3 separate regions of the Homo sapiens genome follow, and regions 2 and 3 are each linked to region 1. A link is a loop called in an ENCODE intact Hi-C map of the cell type or tissue named here. Cell type or tissue: Caco-2. All regions are shown on one strand. Links, peaks and the distances in the headings refer to the core of each region. The heading gives the core; the rest is flanking DNA.

What was found. Hi-C counts contacts between places; a loop is a spot of excess contacts. Peaks named below come from ENCODE experiments on the same cell type or tissue, not always from the same donor. Only the 100,000 strongest peaks of a DNase experiment are listed, where the experiment ranks them.
Region 2: a loop joins it to region 1, with 5 times the contacts of the local background. A loop is called at or near these places in 4 of 110 quality-filtered maps.
Region 3: a loop joins it to region 1, with 6 times the contacts of the local background. A loop is called at or near these places in 7 of 110 quality-filtered maps.

What each region holds. Positions count from the first base shown.
Region 1 is chr6:157,528,075-157,533,708 of GRCh38, forward strand. The region is part of intron 1 of ZDHHC14 (zDHHC palmitoyltransferase 14); the gene reads left to right. MIR3692 (microRNA 3692) reads left to right here and starts at 1,058; the gene lies at 1,058-1,126. RefSeq lists enhancers at 2,675-3,580, 3,581-4,485, 5,052-5,552, 5,553-5,634. In Caco-2, for the core only: no CTCF peak of the experiment used is centred there; DNase peaks (open chromatin) are centred at 3,197 and 3,927; H3K4me3 peaks cover 867 bases.
Region 2 is chr6:157,421,701-157,427,334 of GRCh38, forward strand. The region is part of intron 1 of ZDHHC14 (zDHHC palmitoyltransferase 14); the gene reads left to right. Among named protein-coding and RNA genes, the nearest start is that of ZDHHC14, 43 kb to the left of the region's middle. RefSeq lists a silencer at 2,543-2,743. In Caco-2, for the core only: no CTCF peak of the experiment used is centred there; a DNase peak (open chromatin) is centred at 3,051; H3K4me3 peaks cover 150 bases.
Region 3 is chr6:157,583,206-157,588,839 of GRCh38, forward strand. All of the region lies in intron 2 of ZDHHC14 (zDHHC palmitoyltransferase 14), which reads left to right. Among named protein-coding and RNA genes, the nearest start is that of MIR3692, 57 kb to the left of the region's middle. In Caco-2, for the core only: no CTCF peak of the experiment used is centred there; DNase peaks (open chromatin) are centred at 3,476 and 4,131.

The DNA.
Region 1 (5,634 bases), core at 364-5,363:
AGTCCCTCTTGGTGTTCTCTAATTAAATATGCTTTTTCCAGATGTTTCTCCACCGTATTCTTTAAGGTTGTTTCCACCATTTTTCCCTAGATCTAATGTCCATTATTTTGCCTTTTGCCCTTCTCTTTTTAGTAATCAGTTAATAATCGTGTTTGCCATGGGGAAGTCCTCAGGAATACTTCTGTTGTATTTCAAAATGAGCTGAACAGTTTTTTTGTTGTTGTTGTTTTTTAATCTCAGAAGTGTGTGGCTTAAAAGAAAAGTAAAGAAATGATATGAAAGTTTAACCATAGATGAATATACTTGGAAAAGCACAAGTAGATGAAGACTGGGGATGGGAGTGGGCATTAATCAATTAATTTAAAAAGCACGATAGGGTGGGCGCAGTGGCTCACACCTGTAATCCCAGCACTTTGGGAGGCTGAGGCGGGCAGATCACGAGGTCAGGAGATCGAGACCATCCTGGCTAACATGGTGAAACCCTGTCTCTACTAAAAATACAAAGAAATTAGCCAGGCGTGGTGGCAGGTGCCTGTAGTCCCAGCTACTCGGGAGGTTGAGGCAGGAGAATGGCAAAAACCCGGGAGGCGGAGCTTGTAGTGAGCCGAGGTCGCACCACTGCACTCCAGACTGGGCGACAGAGCAAGACTTCATCTCAAAAAAATAAAATAAAATAAAATAAAATAATTAAAAAGCACAATTAGATGAAGACTGGGGGTGAGAGTGGGCATTAATTAATTAATTAAAAAAGCACAATTAGATGAAGACTGGGGGTGGGAGTGGGCATTAATTAATTAATTTAAAAAGCACAATTAGATGAAGACTGGGGGTGGGAGTGGGCATTAATTAATTAATTATAAAAGCATAATTAGATGAAGACTGGGGGTGGGAGTGGGCATTAATTCCTCAACAGCACATGGTATTTTTCAGGTTTCTCCCAATGAGTTCAAAGAGTTTCATTGAAAGTATATCCTTGTAGTTGCTAGTGTCTAGGAGACACACTCAGACTTCCAGTTTTACTCAGCACCTACCACCTGTACTCTTCTGAGGTTCTTTGCCATTCCTGCTGGTCAGGAGTGGATACTGGAGCAATAGATACAGTTCCACACTGACACTGCAGAAGTGGAGATCTCTGGAGTCTCTGCAACCCCACCCTCTCTTCACAGGGAGCAAGTTACTTCTTGAGTATAACCTGGGAATTTTAGAAAGTTTATCTTTTTTCATAAATGAAAGTTTATGTTTTAGCATTGTACTGGTCAGAATCCTCCAGTATTTAAGCAAAACTAACCAGTACGGTCTTTGTTTAGTATACATGTATTTTGCAATAACAGGAGCAGTCATCACCATTTAGTGTCAAGCTTGATTGACAGGGCCCCTGGGAATCTGTGGTTTCTGTTGTGTAGAAACCACAGAGCTTGTTATTCTTCAACTGGAATTGGGAAGCGGAGCCCAAGAGAAATGTTCTTGACCTTCAGTCACTAAGGCGTTACTACCAGACTGCTGGCAATCCATCAATGAGCGACTTTGTCACCCAAGACTCCGAGCTTGTCTTCTCCCCAGACTGGACAAGGCACCTTCACGCAGAATAGTTTCAGGTTTCACTGTGTTCTTAATTACATTTAATGAGGATCATTGAGATCCTTATAAAAAGGTGAAAACAGGTACAGCTGTTATTGTATTCCACTAAGAAAATGTGTAGAGTGCAAAACAGAAGTGTAGGCCTCATTGTGGTACAATTGAGAGACCATGCCTTGGGCCCATGGGCTTTGATGGCGGCCACATCTGATTGACTTCTGGTTATGAAACTTATTAGCTAAACCAGGCTCAAAGTAATGAACCTCTTATAAGTCTTATCAGTCAAATTAATGAACCTTAGTTTCCTCATCTGTGAGATGGTCTCAGTAATACCAATGTCATAGACAATTAGCTGTGTACATTTCTGTAGACATTATATGAAATGTTATATGTGAAACTGCCTGCAATATAGGTACTCAATCAAAAAAATGTGAATTTTCATTTGCTCCCTGCAGTCTTACTATCTGGCTGCCTGTTACTTTGAAAACCATGTGTATGAAACAGTAACAGGCTACCTAAAAAGAAAAAAAGAAAAAAGAAAATGATGTGGGACCACATCTGTGTGTCTAGCAGGCATGGACCTTCCCTCTGGATCTGTTTGTTCTGACCTTGTCTTCTAATTGAGCTGGATAATTACATGGTAGGAACTCTCCCCAACATCAGGGCCGAGAAATGCTGTCACCATGTTTTAATGCAAAGGCACTTTGCCAAGGATAATAGTCGATACCACGGGCATTGTTTTAGGTGAGATAAAGGAATCATCTGTGAATGAATGCTGTGTCCCTTTAGAGAAGGAAAAAATGAATCGGCAGCCCCAACAGCAACCCAATATCCAAAGACTTTCAGTGAATTTCATTTTGTTCATTTTTCTACCAAATATGCACTTTTGAAGCTGTCTTTGCCTGATAGTCTCCAACTTGGTGTCACAGGGCTCGTGGGCTTTAAGCTGTTAACCTTGTTTTATTTCTCCCCTTTTTGGAAATAGAACCATTTTCTCCTGAAATACCTTTGTAGCCTTTTTTCTTTTCTACTCAAAAGCACCTTATTTCCATTTTGCATAATTATTATGTACTATTTTTCAAATTATGATGTCTCTGCTATTGGAAACAACATTGTTTAGTGAGTTTGTGGGTGAAATAGCTTAGCCTTCTGCACTCACATGTGTCTCTGTCTGAACGACTGGATATTTCTAACCTGTATTGGTCCTATATTATCTAATTCCTTGAGGTTTATGATGACGGATATGTTAAAAAAAAAATCTTCAATTCCTCTTTATTCTTAGGGAAACATTGTAAAGCAAAATTTACTTAGAAATTCTTCCTACTTTGCAAAAGAAAGAAGGTGGCCCTTTTTCTCCCCCAGGAGAGAGATCGTTAGCTCAGAGGAGCGCTGTCAGCAGAGGCTGGAGCACACGGAAGTGGGGTCTGCTCAGGTCCCTCTCGGTGTTCATTGCTTCACCTGCATGACGACCTTTGCACCCATCGCTTTGCAGTTCGCCACCAAACGTGGACCCAGATGTCCCGGGTCTGCTCTGATGATTCCACAACATTCAATTCAGCAAATATTTGTCGAGTGCCTATCATGTAGCAGTGTGTGAGGCACTGGGGATGCCACAGTGACTAAACAGCCTACAACGCCCCTGCCCCCCCCGGACATGCCGTTCCAGAGTCCAGTCCAGGGAGGATTACACTGTGCTTCCGCCAGTCACTCGGTGCACCGTCCGAAGGAGGCCTGGAAACATTAGGGTCAGGGAGGGTCTGGGGCTCCCTGTCCTTGCCAACACCCTTCCTCTCTGCAGGTCTCACTCCTGCCTCTGACACCCCCTCCAGAAAGGCTTCACCAACACCCCCCGCTCCGGCCCACTGAGTTGGTTCCCTCCACCGTTCCTCAACACCTGTGTCTCCACACTTGCTCTTTTGTTTGTAGTGTGCTGATTTGCCCCACCCCCCAACCCCCACACTGGAATGTGAGCTGCCAGGAAGCGAGGGTCTTGTCTTGATCTTCCTGCTTTCCTAGCACATGGTGCAGCTTGCTGGCAGGTAGTGTGTATTCAGTGGCTGTGTGCCGAGTGCCTGAATGAAGGCGTGAAGGAGACTCAGTCATCTCCTGCATCCACGGTACTCGTAGACTTGTTCTCCAGCTCTGGAAAAACTTTCCAAGACTCAAATGTGCCTTTTCCCCAAAGGCCTTGAGTTACTGCATCTTCGTAACGCCGAAGACACTTTTCCGTAGCGGTAACATCTGGACTTTGTGCAGTGTGACTGTCCCAGAGGGCCTGGCCTCGTTCTGCGGGATGGGCGTGGGGGTGCCAGCTCCCTGGCAGAGGCCCCAGTCCTGGGTAAAGCTGTGCTCACTGCCTGCCCACCCTGGGTGAGCAATTGAAGCCCTAGTGTGGGGCCCCTGGCCATGGAAGCACTGGGGAAGGAGCCGCTGGGGGAGGAGGAGCAGGCACAGCAGGCGTCTCCTGGTGGCACCAGCAGCCACACCCCTGGGCCACCTCCCAGCAGGCAGCCTGATGGCCCCAGGGCCTTGGGATGGGAGGAGAGCCTCAGTGGTGTTCAGTGTGCAATCTGAAACAAGGCAGGGCATTTTCCTTCCAACAAGGTTTTCTTGAACATGTAATGATTAAACTAATTCATATTTTGTTGAAAATGTCTCTGTTGAGCAATTCATTGCCAAACAGTGCTCACTGATGAGCTATCCAGCGTTTGGGTTCAATTCCATGAACATTGCCGGTGTTGAGGAGATTTAATTTGTATAGCATTTGATTCTTTCTCATTCCTGAACGCCTCCTTTCCCATCTTGCCATCCCTAGACCACCCGCAACCCAAGGAAAGAAAAAGGGAATCTAGCAGGCCTCTGAGATTCCGGATCTCCAGGGGGCTTGCTGGAACTGAGGGGAGTTGGGCCCTATATGTGTGGCCTTGTCCTGTACTTTAAATAAATACCCAGTTTAAGACAGAAATCTGCAAGGATGACAGAAGAACTTTCTCTAGTCACATTCCTCCAAGAAGTTGGGTACAGACCAGAGCTGAGATAGGAGATAACCTGGGTTTTGCCTTCTCAAATGTATGATCCTCCATACCCCAAAACAATTAGACTAATTAAGGTATTGTAAGACAACTTGCAAAAATCAAGAGCTTCAGCCCGCTGAGGTTTCAATCCAACAGAGAATATACATTATCGTCAAGCATCTTCTTTATGGATAGTTGAGTTTTTAAAAGCACAGGCAGATTTTAATATTTCGGCAATTATCTTCTTTTTTAGTTCAACAAGTACTTATGCATTTATTTTTAATAACATATTTCTCTACTACAAAAATAAGCCATGCTTTAATTAAGAAAATTTGGAAACCACCAAAACGCACATATGCAGAAAATCACCCAGGGATAATGAGATAATGGGGCACATTCTTCTAGTTACAAATATAGATGTGTTTGAAACACAAATAGGATTGTCTCCGCTGTACTTTGTATCCTGTGTTTTTTTAGATGTCTCTTCATTTCATCTAACAAATAGTTATTGTAAGGTCAACTATGTGCTAGACTGAATTCTAGGCACTGGAGGTTACATCAGTGAACCAAGCAGATACACGTCCTCATTGCATTGAGCTTTTTTCTAGTGGGGTCAGACAGTAAGCAAGGAAGTATATATATTAACAGTGTGCCAAGTGGGGATAAGTGCTATGGGAAGAGTAAAAGCTGGAAGGGGTTGGGGTTGGTGGAGACGGGATGGCTGGTCATAGGAGGGCTGCAGTTTGGAGATTGTGTGCAGCACAGTCAGGGAAGGCTCTACAGAGATGGTGATATTTGAGCAAAGGCTGGGAGGAGCTCTATGGCTCCCTGTAGGGAGGGAGTTCCAGGCAGGGGGAAGGCACAGGCAAAAGCCCAGAGGAGAGGCAGGCCTGGCTTGTTCCAGAGCTGCAGGGGTCGGCAGGAGGGAGGAAGATGAGGTCAAAGAGGTCACAGGAGCCAGATGGCTTTGTAGCCTCGGCAAGTACCTGGCTTTAGTTCTGAGCAGAGGAGGGACGTGCTCTGGCTTGAGCTGGTGCATTGGGCA
Region 2 (5,634 bases), core at 437-5,436, 110 kb before region 1:
GCGTTCAAGCAATTCTCCTGCCTCAGCCTCCTAAGTAGCTGGGATTATAGCCACCCACCATGACGCCCGGCTAATTTTTGTGTTTTTAGTAGAGACGGGGTTTCACCATGTTGGTCAGGCTGGTCTGGAACTCCTGAGCTCAGGTGATCCACCCGCCTTGGCCTCCCAAAGTGCTGGGATTACAGGTGTGAGCCACCGCGCCCGGCCTGGATTGTGTGTTTCACATAATTATTTCATCTGAAGATGCATTCATTCACTCAGCATGTATTGAACTCGTTCTAGGCTTCAAGAGCCTCATAACGATTCTGAGGGGCAGGCGATTTAGCTCCACTTAGCAGGTAAGAAACTGATGAGGTGAGGAAACTCGAACCCACGTACCTGGGTCTCAGTTGAGAGCCCTTTCCAACCGGCTGGACTGTAGCTTTCCCCAGCCCCATCCAGAGCATTTCCAGGCATCTGGAGGCTCTTCTCTGGATAGTCTTAGGTTAGCTTTATTAATCAAGGGATAACAGTAACACAGAAAGGTGGATTGAGGGTGGGATGTCAGAAAACTCTCTGTGTTAAGATAGATGTGGACATTGGTGCAAGGGTTGCTGTCAGAGAAACAATGCAAATTGTATTTTTTTTTTCTCTGCCAGATGTTTCCCATACATGTTCAATGAATGTTCCAGATTTTAAAAAATTCCATCTCCATTTCTGGATTCTGTACTTCCATCCCACACATCCCAGATTTAAAGGAATAGAAGGGACCCGTTCGCTATTATGAAGCTAAACTCAGCAGCCTCTAGTGGAGCGTTACCCCGGGAAGCAATCAGCTCTGATAGGACAGTGGGAAGACCATCAGTGGCAGGTTACTGGTTTTCATAGAACCCGAGGTAACTGAAAGCTTCTCATGGGCACTTGCTATGTGGCAGACTCTACACTCTGTTTTCATTTAATGATTTTTAAAGATGCCCCATGTTTTAAGGTTTCTACTCTCCATGATCAGGACGGGCACGGTAAGCCCTCTCTGTGATAACCAGGAGGAGGAAGAGATAGTACAGTAATAGCATGCCCAAGGCATTTGTATCGACCCCTTCTGTGCTTTTTATATTTTTAAATTTTGTACCTTTTTATTCTGTATTTTATATACTTCTTTGCAAAACAGAGTGGCTCTTCCCACAATCTGTCCCGATGGCCTTTTGGGTCAAGGAGCACAGATCTGTGTAGTTATAGGAAAAGCAGCTGAAATGTGTGTGCTTTACTAACTTTACTTCCCCTCTTTTTAAAAAGCAGTTCATTTACTCTTTCTCATGCATTCTACTTTTCAGTCGATAAGGAAAATGTTTTCCAGGCCAAACAAACTAGACTGAGATCATATGCTTGTCAGGAGACACAAACCTTCCCTCAAGGCAGCTGGCACTTGAATGGGTAAAAGTTATTGTTGTTGATATTCCTTAGCTTAATAAGGTCCCCAAAGTGGCATTGACTTTGAGTTCTACTGACTTTTCATGTGACTTTAGGCCTTAATTTTCCCACCTCAAAAATGGGATGAATGAAGCCCCACTGGCCGGATAGTCACAGCTGAAGGAACTGACACAGATATTGTAAGTTTTAGGGACCTTTTAATTTTAAATGTAGGAGGACTCTTGAAAATCCTTTTCCTTTTATTTGGAATTTGTGATTATTCATATGGTGCGGCAGGGTGCTGGGAAGACCTAGACTTTTTTTTCTTAGTGCAAATGAGGTATAATAACATTATCCCTAGGGAAGCAGATGAAAGTAATAAGCAGGATTATATTTTTAAAATTTCATAAATAAAGTTCCCCTTTTATTTAATCCAAATTGGTGAGGGTTTACTAAGCATTGCGGGATTTTCCAGGTATGAATTTTCGGCATGTATAACACTGAGATTGGGTATTCTGACCTCCAAATATTATAGTCTGAAGAGACTTGAAAACATCCACTTGTTAGATCTGAAGTTGTTTGACATAAGACGGTGGCAAAATCTCTGTTTTGTAAGCAAGGAGAATGCATCCCAACCTACAGGCTAATCCTTGAGAAATGTGGCTTCCAACTTGCTGAGCCGATTTAAACTCTCACCACTCCAGGTGCCATCTGTGGATTTGGAGGATGGCATCGTGTAGGAGCTCATTGGAAAAGCAGAATCTCAGGTTCCACCCCAGACCTGCAGACTCTGACCCCCCAGGCGATTCGTGTGCAATATGAGGTTTCAGAGCACACTGGTTCAGGCATCCATCAGCGCTTGTGTAGCTCCCAAACAAAGCCCAGCCTGGCAGGCGCTTGAGGTAAGCTGGGCCTCAACTTGTCCCATCCAAAGCTTCGGCTTATTTCACCTGAGTTTTAACAGATGCGTGCTTTGCATAACAGTCTGTTCGCACCCAAACCAAATACACTTCTTTTTCATATCAAACAACACATTCACTGAAATGATTTCTGTAGATGTTTGAGAGGCAGCCACTGTGTGATATATTTAAACTCACTTTGTTCTGTCTGAAAAATGTGTTGAAAAGAATTCTGAACAGAGGGGAAAAAAGGCAAACCTTAAAGGGATATTGCTGTGATAAAATGGTATGCCAGTGGTGGTGAGAAATTTTGTTTTGCCTTCAGGACTTATTTGTTTATTAAAGAAGAGTGAAGGCAGTATGGAGATGTCAAGCCACAGCTCAAGTAAACGTTGAATCTGACGAGGTCAAACTCAAACACAATCACTGCCCTATTTTTTGGTGGTGCGATTTTGAATCAAAAGGGGGACTGACAGCACAGATAGGGAGAGAACAAGTGTCTTTCTGAGGCTTTCTGAGCTTGAAGCCGTCCTGTTCTCCAAAGCTCTAAGCGGAACACCTGATTAGCAGAGTCAGAGAGCAAACGTGGTGCTTCGCTTGGCTATGAACAAACAACTGGTTAAAAAGCCTTTCTGGAGGTTCTTGTGAAATCTGTCTGGGGGCCCAGAAACCCTGCCCCGAGCAGTGATTTTAGTAACATGGGGATAAGTTTGCAGGAGATTCGATTAATGATTAAATGAACAAACCGGGAGTCCTGGTTTGACTTCTCTTTCTCACCTCCCCTATCCAATCAATCACAACGGCCTGGGAATTTCTCCATAGAAATATCTCTCAAATGTGCCCTTCACTGCGTCCCCAACCCCACCCCAGGCCCCAGAGTCAGCTGGGCCCAGCTTCTTCAGCAGGATCCCTGCCAGGTGTCCTAGGTCACCCGCCAGCCCGCCCACTCTCACTCTTCAGTCCATAGCCAGCCACACTGCAGCCAGAGGGAGCTTTTCATATAAACTCCAAAATCAAGAGTGTTCTGATGTTTAAGACTCCCATTGTTATTTTTATTGGGGTTGCATTATGTTTATAGATTAATTTAGGAAGCATTGACATTGTCTTATTGTTGAATCTTCCTGTCCAGGAATGGACATCAAGTTTTCTGCGTCCCTCAGGTTAATTTAAATTCTCTTCATAAGGATCTTGTACAACTCTTGTTTCATTTACTGTTAATTTCACCCTCTTGCTTCTATTATAAATGGAGGCCTTTCCTTCTAATATCTCTTGAAACTGGTTATTGTTCATATACAAGCAAGTTATTGATTTCTACATATTAACTTGCTTCTACCACCCTACTGAATTCTCTTATGGTTTGAGTAGTTTCTTAATGGATTCTTTGGGGGTTTTTAGCTGTATAGGCATATCATATGCAAATAGTGAGAGCTGTACCTCTTTTTTCCTCATTTTTAAATCTCTAATTTCTTTCTCACCCAATTATGTTGGCCAGCTCCTCAAAGAACAATGATAGCGGACATTGTGTCTTGCTTTTCAATAGTGAAATGCGACTAGTGTTCCCTTTCTAAATGCTGAATTTTGGTTGCGATATCTGCATTTTATCATGTTAGGAAATTATCCATCATTACTTCATTAACTAAGCATTTTTGAAGAGGGATCTTTTCAAAAGGCAGACTTGATCATGTCACTCTTCTGCTTCCTGGTGTTCTGAAGTAGAAACTAAAATTCTTGCCTGCATCCCCAGCCCCTGGGCCATCCGGTCCCTGTTTCCCCTGCAGCCTCATCTGGCCAGATGCTGCATTTTGCTGCCTGGGCTCCAGCCACACCGGCTGTCTTGTAGCTTCTAGAACGTGCTGTGCCCCTGCCAACCTTAGAACCCTTGGACACCTGTTTCCTCTGTAATGCTTGCTGCTCTGCCCTCTGCCACCCCACAGGTCTTTGCCTAACCACCTCCTACTATCTTGCAGAGGTCATCTCAATAGGCACTTCCTCACAGAAGTCTCCTGATCCCCCAACCAGACTGGCTCCCCATCTAGTCCCCTGCATTCTACCTAGAGAGGCAGATGGGGTCAGAGTGTGAGGATCCTGGGGCAGTGAATCTGAGGCTGCCAGACCAGGGGTGGAAGGTCTAAAGGAGGCGGTCATGCTGCTCACGTTCAGATGTGAGAGCCTCCCGCAAGGTGGTGGTTCTGGGTTGGGCAGGAGGGATCTGGCACAAGGAACGTTATGGAGATGAGAGCTGCACAGCTTGACACTGAATGGATGCTGGGTGGGGAGGTGGGGAAGGGACAGCTAGGATGACCTAAGGACTCGACTTGGATGATTGGATGGTGTCATTCACTGAGATGGGGATTCCAAGAAGAGAGGCAATTTTAAGGGAAAAATCAATGAATTTGGTTTGGAACATTCAACAGTCATTTATGGAATGCCAATGGCATGCCACATGCCGCATTAGGGTCTTAGGATCGAGGGTGACCCACAGAGCAGTTTGGCCCCCACTTCATGGAGCTGACTCGTTGAGTTTGAGGGGCCTACGGGGCACTCAGGGGGAGAAGCGCACCAGCTCGCAGGATGTGTGGGTCTGGCACCCAGAAGAGAGGGTAGCCTGGTGCTTGACACTGGGGAAGCCCTGGCTGTGGGTTTGGATGAGGAGAATCCTGGGAGAAGGTGGAAGAGCCGATCAGAAGGGGATGCTGGAGGAAAACAGCGGTCAGGTGTGTGGGAGGGAACAGAAAGGATGGGGAGCTGGAAGCCGCACTAGGAGGGAGTCAGGCCACGGGAGAGGGGCCAGCGTGAGGTTCTACAGAGCTCAGGAGAGAAGCCGGGAAGCCGTCTCACCTTTGGCCATTGGGAGGCCGTTCACCTCCATAAGAGCGTTTTCCGTGGAAACGGAGACTTCATTGTAGTGGGTTGAAAAGTGACAGCTGGGGCTGAGGGACCAGGAAGTGGGCGCATCCATTGCAGACGGCCTTTCTATAAAAGGCAGCTGTAAGGGAAGGAGAACTTAAGATAGTGTCTGGAGGAGAAGGTAGGTGAGGAATCGGTCTAGAGGAAAAGGAGGAGAGGCACGGTGCGAGCTGGGGTGGCAGGGGAGCAAGGGCCCCAGGGAGAAGAGAGGGAAGGAAGAGGGCGTGCAGGGCGGAGGGACAAGGCTCAGGCGTAGACCTGGAGGGGCATCGGGCCTGGGAGCACAGGAGGAAGGAGGAAGGGCGGGTGGAGGGGCAGCTGTGGGAGGGCTCGCCTCATGCCCTTGGTTTATCTGTGTTCAGAAGCCAGTGTGATGGTTGATTTTAAACATAATACAGCAAGTGGGCAGAGATGTGAGGGTTGGGGTCTCAGCGTTTGGAAA
Region 3 (5,634 bases), core at 437-5,436, 55 kb after region 1:
ATTCTATTTCTGTCTTTCAGCCATTTCAGCCTGGTTAAGAACCCTTGCTGGGGAACTAATGCAATTGTTTGGAAAGAAGACACTCTGGCTATTTGAGTTGCCAGAGTTCTTGGGCTGGCTCTTTCTCATCTGTGTGGGCTGGTGGTCCTTTAACTGTGATGTAAGTTGAGTACAGTCAGTAGACTTTTCTGGATGTTTTCAGAGGACCAAGGCTTTTTGCAAGGTCTTTATTTATAGTTAATTATTGTCCTTGGTTTCGCATGGGGAGTATATTACCAAAGGTGTTTTTTTTTTTGTTGGTTCGTTTGTTTTGTTGTTATTGTTCTGCTTTTTTTGTTTTGTTTGTTTTTGGTGTTGAAGTTTTGGGCTTTGATACAGTAGATGGCACTTAAACGTAAGGGCCAGCAGGTAGGCTCTTCCTCAGCCATGCAGCTCCTTGGCGTTTCCACACATTTTCAGCTGTGTGCCCTCTCAGTGTTCTGAGGTGTAGGCTCCTCTCCCACTTAGGTGCTGGCTGCAGATCTCGGCTTGGCACTCCCAGGATGCCCACTGCAGCTCTGGGGTAAGCTCAGGCTTTATATTCTGTCCTCAGCTTGGAGGCAGCAGAGGAAGGGCCCTTAGCAGTGGTTGTAGCAGAGGGCCTTTCACTTCTGTTGTGGGGCTCCACCCACCAAGAGATGCAGAGCCATGATCAATCATTGCGATTGGCCTGGGATGGGGCAGCTGTGCTGTGGACCTAAGTGGAGGGGACCCTTTCCAGTGATGAGCAGGGTGGGTGGGTGGGTCCCAGGGGAGACAGCCTGGCCTCTTCTCCTTAGGGCAACTGCAGCTTGCTGGCAGTATGGTTGAAGCACTCAGGGTCTTTGTTCCTTTCCCAGTCCAAGGGCAGCAAGGCAGCACCCTTGCAATGGCAGTGGCCGAGGAGATCTCGGTTGCCTCTAGGAGCTGCACCTCAGAGAACTGCTGAGCTACTGGTCTGGATGGGAGTGAACACTGGGGCAGGGAGGCTGCACTGCTGGCCTGAGCCAGGGACTCTACTTGTTGAAGAGTGGGGCATGGGGGCTCACAGGGAAGAGACGGGACTCCTCTCTGGTGGCTGTGGTGTGCTGGAGGTGCCAGCATAGTGACTAGGCCCTTTGTTCCTTCCCCAGCCCAAGGGCAGTTAGGGCACTACCACTACAGCTGCAATGGTAGGAAAGAATCTTACTCTACATCTTTTATAATTTGGGATTTTTCCTTTTGCATTGTAAGAAAGCAGAGTCCAGTTACTTTATATGGTAACACATAGATATTTGATCCCTGAATTTGGGGCAGGAATAAATCTGATGGGAGACAAATGGATCTATCAGGATGGAAGTGCTCTGCTATTCCCTCAGGAAGAAAAGATGACTTACTTGAAGTCACAGGCAGAAGTTAAACAGCTGATAGAAGGCCTCCAGCAAGTCCAGGAATTCTGTGTGAAACAATTGTCAACGGGCAGCTTCCCATCCTTGAGCCCACATGCCGCACAGCCCCAATTTCTTCATCCCCAGCTCCCCTAATTTTTGCCCACAGGCTGGTTGCAAGGGTAACACTAGATGTAAGTGCTGTTATTATTTCTGTCTCCATGCCAGCAACGTCCACCAATTGGTTGGGGGACTATATGAAGGAAGAGACCATTTTACATACTCTTTCAAAATGCTTGTGTATAAAAATCTCCTTGAAAAATACTGACTTGGGATGGGCACGGTGGCTCATGGCTGTAATCCCAGCACTATGGGAGGCCGAGGCGGGTGGATCACCTAAGGTCAGGAGTTCGAGACCAGCCTGGCCAACATGGCAAAACCCCGTCTCTACTAAAAATACAAAAAAATTAGCTGGGTGTTGTGGCAGGAGCTTGTAGTCCCAGCTTCTCGGGAGGCTGAGGCAGGAGAATTGCTTGAACCCAGGAGGCAGAGGTTGCAGTGAGCCGAGATCGCGCCATTGCACTCCAGCCTAGGTGACAAGAGCAAAACTCCATCTCAAAAAATAAATAAATAAATAAATATACTGACTCATATACACTTGCCTAACTGCTAGAGGTTTTCCCCCCAAAATTCTAGTGTTTGACCCACTAGCTATTGCAAATGCCTATTATTCCTTTTTCAATTGCTGTATTTAAGCCACAAAGAGCAGCCCAAAGAGGCAGAGGCACAACTGTTACCAACAACCAAAGGAAACCAAAAATACAAAAAAAAAAAAAAAAACCCAAAACCAGAAAAATTGAGTAGAGCAGGAACCCTCCCTCTGCTTCTCTCTTTGTGCCACATGACACAGGCCACAGGTGTTTGTGATCTCCAGATGAGAGAAAGACTTCATGATTGGCCACTGGCCTCAGGCTAGAACACTGAAGAAAAAGTTTCTTTGTGCCAAGGTTGGTATGTGAAGCCCTGGGTTTCAAGCCCCCTTGTTCCCATCTGCCCTGGATGCAAGTGTGTCTGAAAGCCATGGGCCTAGGCAGCTGTTGGATGCATTGTGTGGAAGAAAGAACAGCGGGGCTCCCTGAGGTACACAGCTGGCCTTCTCAGCCGGCCCTTTTTGGGGGTGCTACCTGGCCATGCGAGGTTGGCTCTGGATCAGCAGCAGCTTGTGGATAAGTTTTGAAAGAGTCAGATCCACAGAGCACCTTGGAAAGGTGTCCTCTGCAAGTGAGGGGCTATAGGCACAAGAGTGGCCTGCCTGGTGGACAGCGTTGCAGCACTTGAGGGCCTGTGGCTGTGATTCCCAGGCAGGGTGGAGGTGCGGGAGCATGGCAGTCCTCCATCTTGGGCATCTCCTATGTGCTAGACTCTCTGCTGGATGATGGGGACTTGAAAGTGGATAGGCCGTGGTCACTGCCCTGGAGCAGCAGGAAGATCTGGAAACAAATCCTCCTGACATCATCGGTACTGGGTCTTCCCTCTGGCCTGTAAACACCACCAGCAGAGAAGAAGTCTGAGTTCCTGCTGTGTCCCCAGCTCAGAGCCCAGGGCTGGCCCCCAGTAGAAGCACAATACAGATCTAGTGGCTGGATAAATAAAACAAGGCAGGCGCAGTGAGAGCCCAAAGGAGGAAACAAGTAACTCTGCTTGCAAAGTGTTTTCACAAGAGAAGCTGGAACTGGCCCTCAAAGGATAGGATTATCTGCGCAGACAGCAGGAGAGGGAATCCCGAGCAGAGAAAATATCACGTGCAAATGCCTGGAAGTAGAAAACAGCATTGCCCGCTCAGGGAAACCCAAGGAGGCCACCGTGTTTTGAGCATAGGCTCCATGGAAGATCGTGCAAGGAGAGAGAAGGTTCATGGATTGTGTGCTGTATGGGAGGGCCTGAGTTTCTTGATGGGACTTGCATTTAGAAAGCTGACTCTTTAAGGGCCAGGAGAACAGATCAGATCAGAATGGGTGGCAAGACGGGCTCAAGACTTGCTGTGCTCATCAGACAGCCCAGCAGAGCCCTCCCAGGACCCCAGCGGCCCTCGGCAACCCCTGGTGCAGCACCGGCTTATAGTAAATCCTTCATAAATATTGGTTGACTTTTTTCATGGCATCGCTGGGCCCTGAATCCAGGTCTTCTGATCCTTCCATTTCTTTTACATAAAGAGCTCTCCAAATATTTAGTCAAAGAGTTTTGGGTTTCGGTTTAATTCTTAAGCTTCAGTTTACTATGTCTTTTGAATTCTAGCTTTCAGCATTTCACCTCTTTGTAACAGAGGTTCAATCTTTTAAAAAATGCACTTTGGAACTAAAGATCAATAGAGTTTATCTTCAGGAGTGTCAGCAAATACTCACTTTATCAAGTCATTGCTACTCAGAACTAGGCTATTTAAATAGTTGTAGTGTTGATACGTTTGTCATTCCTGCATTTTAAAATATTCACCTTCACAATTCAGTTTCTAAACTTTTCTACTGAAATTAACACAAATGTTTGACTGAGTTCGTATTTTATAAAAAGATATCAGGTCTAGTTTTTCTACCCATGTTTGCAGGAGTAAATAGAGGCAATAGATTTCACAGCTGACATTAGGATTATTATTAATCTAGGCCTCAGTGGCACCCAGCTGGCACCCATAGAGACCTGACCTTATCTTTGATGGATTCAAAGCCAGTGATTTCTATCCAGTGCTCAGGGGAAGCACACAGCCGTGCCATCTCTTTGTTCTCTCCTTATTGCAGAATCAGTTGCAAGGCCTCCCTCTTCTTAAGGCCCCTGCTTTTGGAGCTCAGCACCTCTCCAGATGCCTGTGACATTAGTGCCATTTGATGGGGCAGCCACCTGGGGTGCCAGGCAGATGTGGCACCTGCCAAAAGAGGGTATCCTGCTTGGCAGGGCAAGGCCACCCAGAGTCCTTGGACTGGCTCCACAGCTGTTCAGTTATTCTAAGCAGAAGGTTTGGGCCTCAGGAAGAGAGAAGTAGGAGACCTGCTTCTTCCTCCTGCCATTGCCCCGCCCTGCCCTCCACACTGCCTGCTCTCCCTCGAACCTGGAACTTTAATTTTCCATGAATAATTCATGGCCAGTAGCAGTTCAAAGCACTCTCCTTAACTCTGGGATTGTACTTTCACAAACACCAAAGCCTTAGGCTAAAGGGCTATAGCAGCTTTCCAGACCTCTGACAGCCATTTAAAGAAGACCAAGGCTGGGCACAGTGGCTCATGCCTGTAACCACTTTGGGAGACCAAGGTAGGAGGATCACTAGCTTGAGGCCAGTTGCTTGAGACCAGCCTGAGCAACATAGTGAGACCTTGTCTCTATAAAAAATTTAAAATTAGGCTGGGTACTGTGACTCATGCCTGTGATCCCAGCACTTTAGGAGGCCAAGGCAGGCGGGCCACCTGAGGTCAGGAGTTTGAGACCAGCCTGGCCAACATATAGTGAAACCCTGTCTCTACTAAAAAAAACACAAAAATTAGCTGGGCGTGGTGGTGCACACCTGTAGTCCCAGCTACTTGGGAAGCTGAGGCAGGAGAATGGCTTGAATCTGGGGAGGCAGAGGTTGCAGTGAGCCAAGATCACGCCACTGCACTCCAGCCTGGGTGACACAGCAAGACTCCATCTCTCAAATAAATAAATATATAAATAAATAAATAATTTAAAAAATTTAAAAATTAGCCAGGCATGGTGGTGAATACCTATAGTCCCAGCAGCTTGGGAGGCTGAGGTGGGAGGATCACCTGAGCCTGGGAGGTCAAGGCTACAGTGAGCTATGATAGCACCACTGCACTCCAGCCAGGGTGACAGAGTGAGACTATTTCTAAAAATTAAAAAATATACATTTTTTAAAGAAGACTGCAGGGAGGGGCATTCCTTTTCGAGCCCCTGAATCATGACATGCGAATCATGGGTACTGTCAGTGAGTGACAGCAGCCCTGCTTGGGGGCAGAATGGCACAGCTCTCCAGATACCCTGAGCTGTTCTAAATCACCAAGTGCTCTGCGTGAAAACGCTTGGGTGTGGGTGTGTTCTGTGATGTGGCCCCTCACCTGACTAAGCTGCGTTCTCTAAGGGTAGCTCTTTATCATACAAGTGAGTGTATTTGAGTACATAATAAAGAGGCACATAGGAATGTGTGGACTGGGGAGTATTTACTGGCACCCCACAGTGGGGTTCTCAAACCTGAAAGTTTCAATCACTGGGG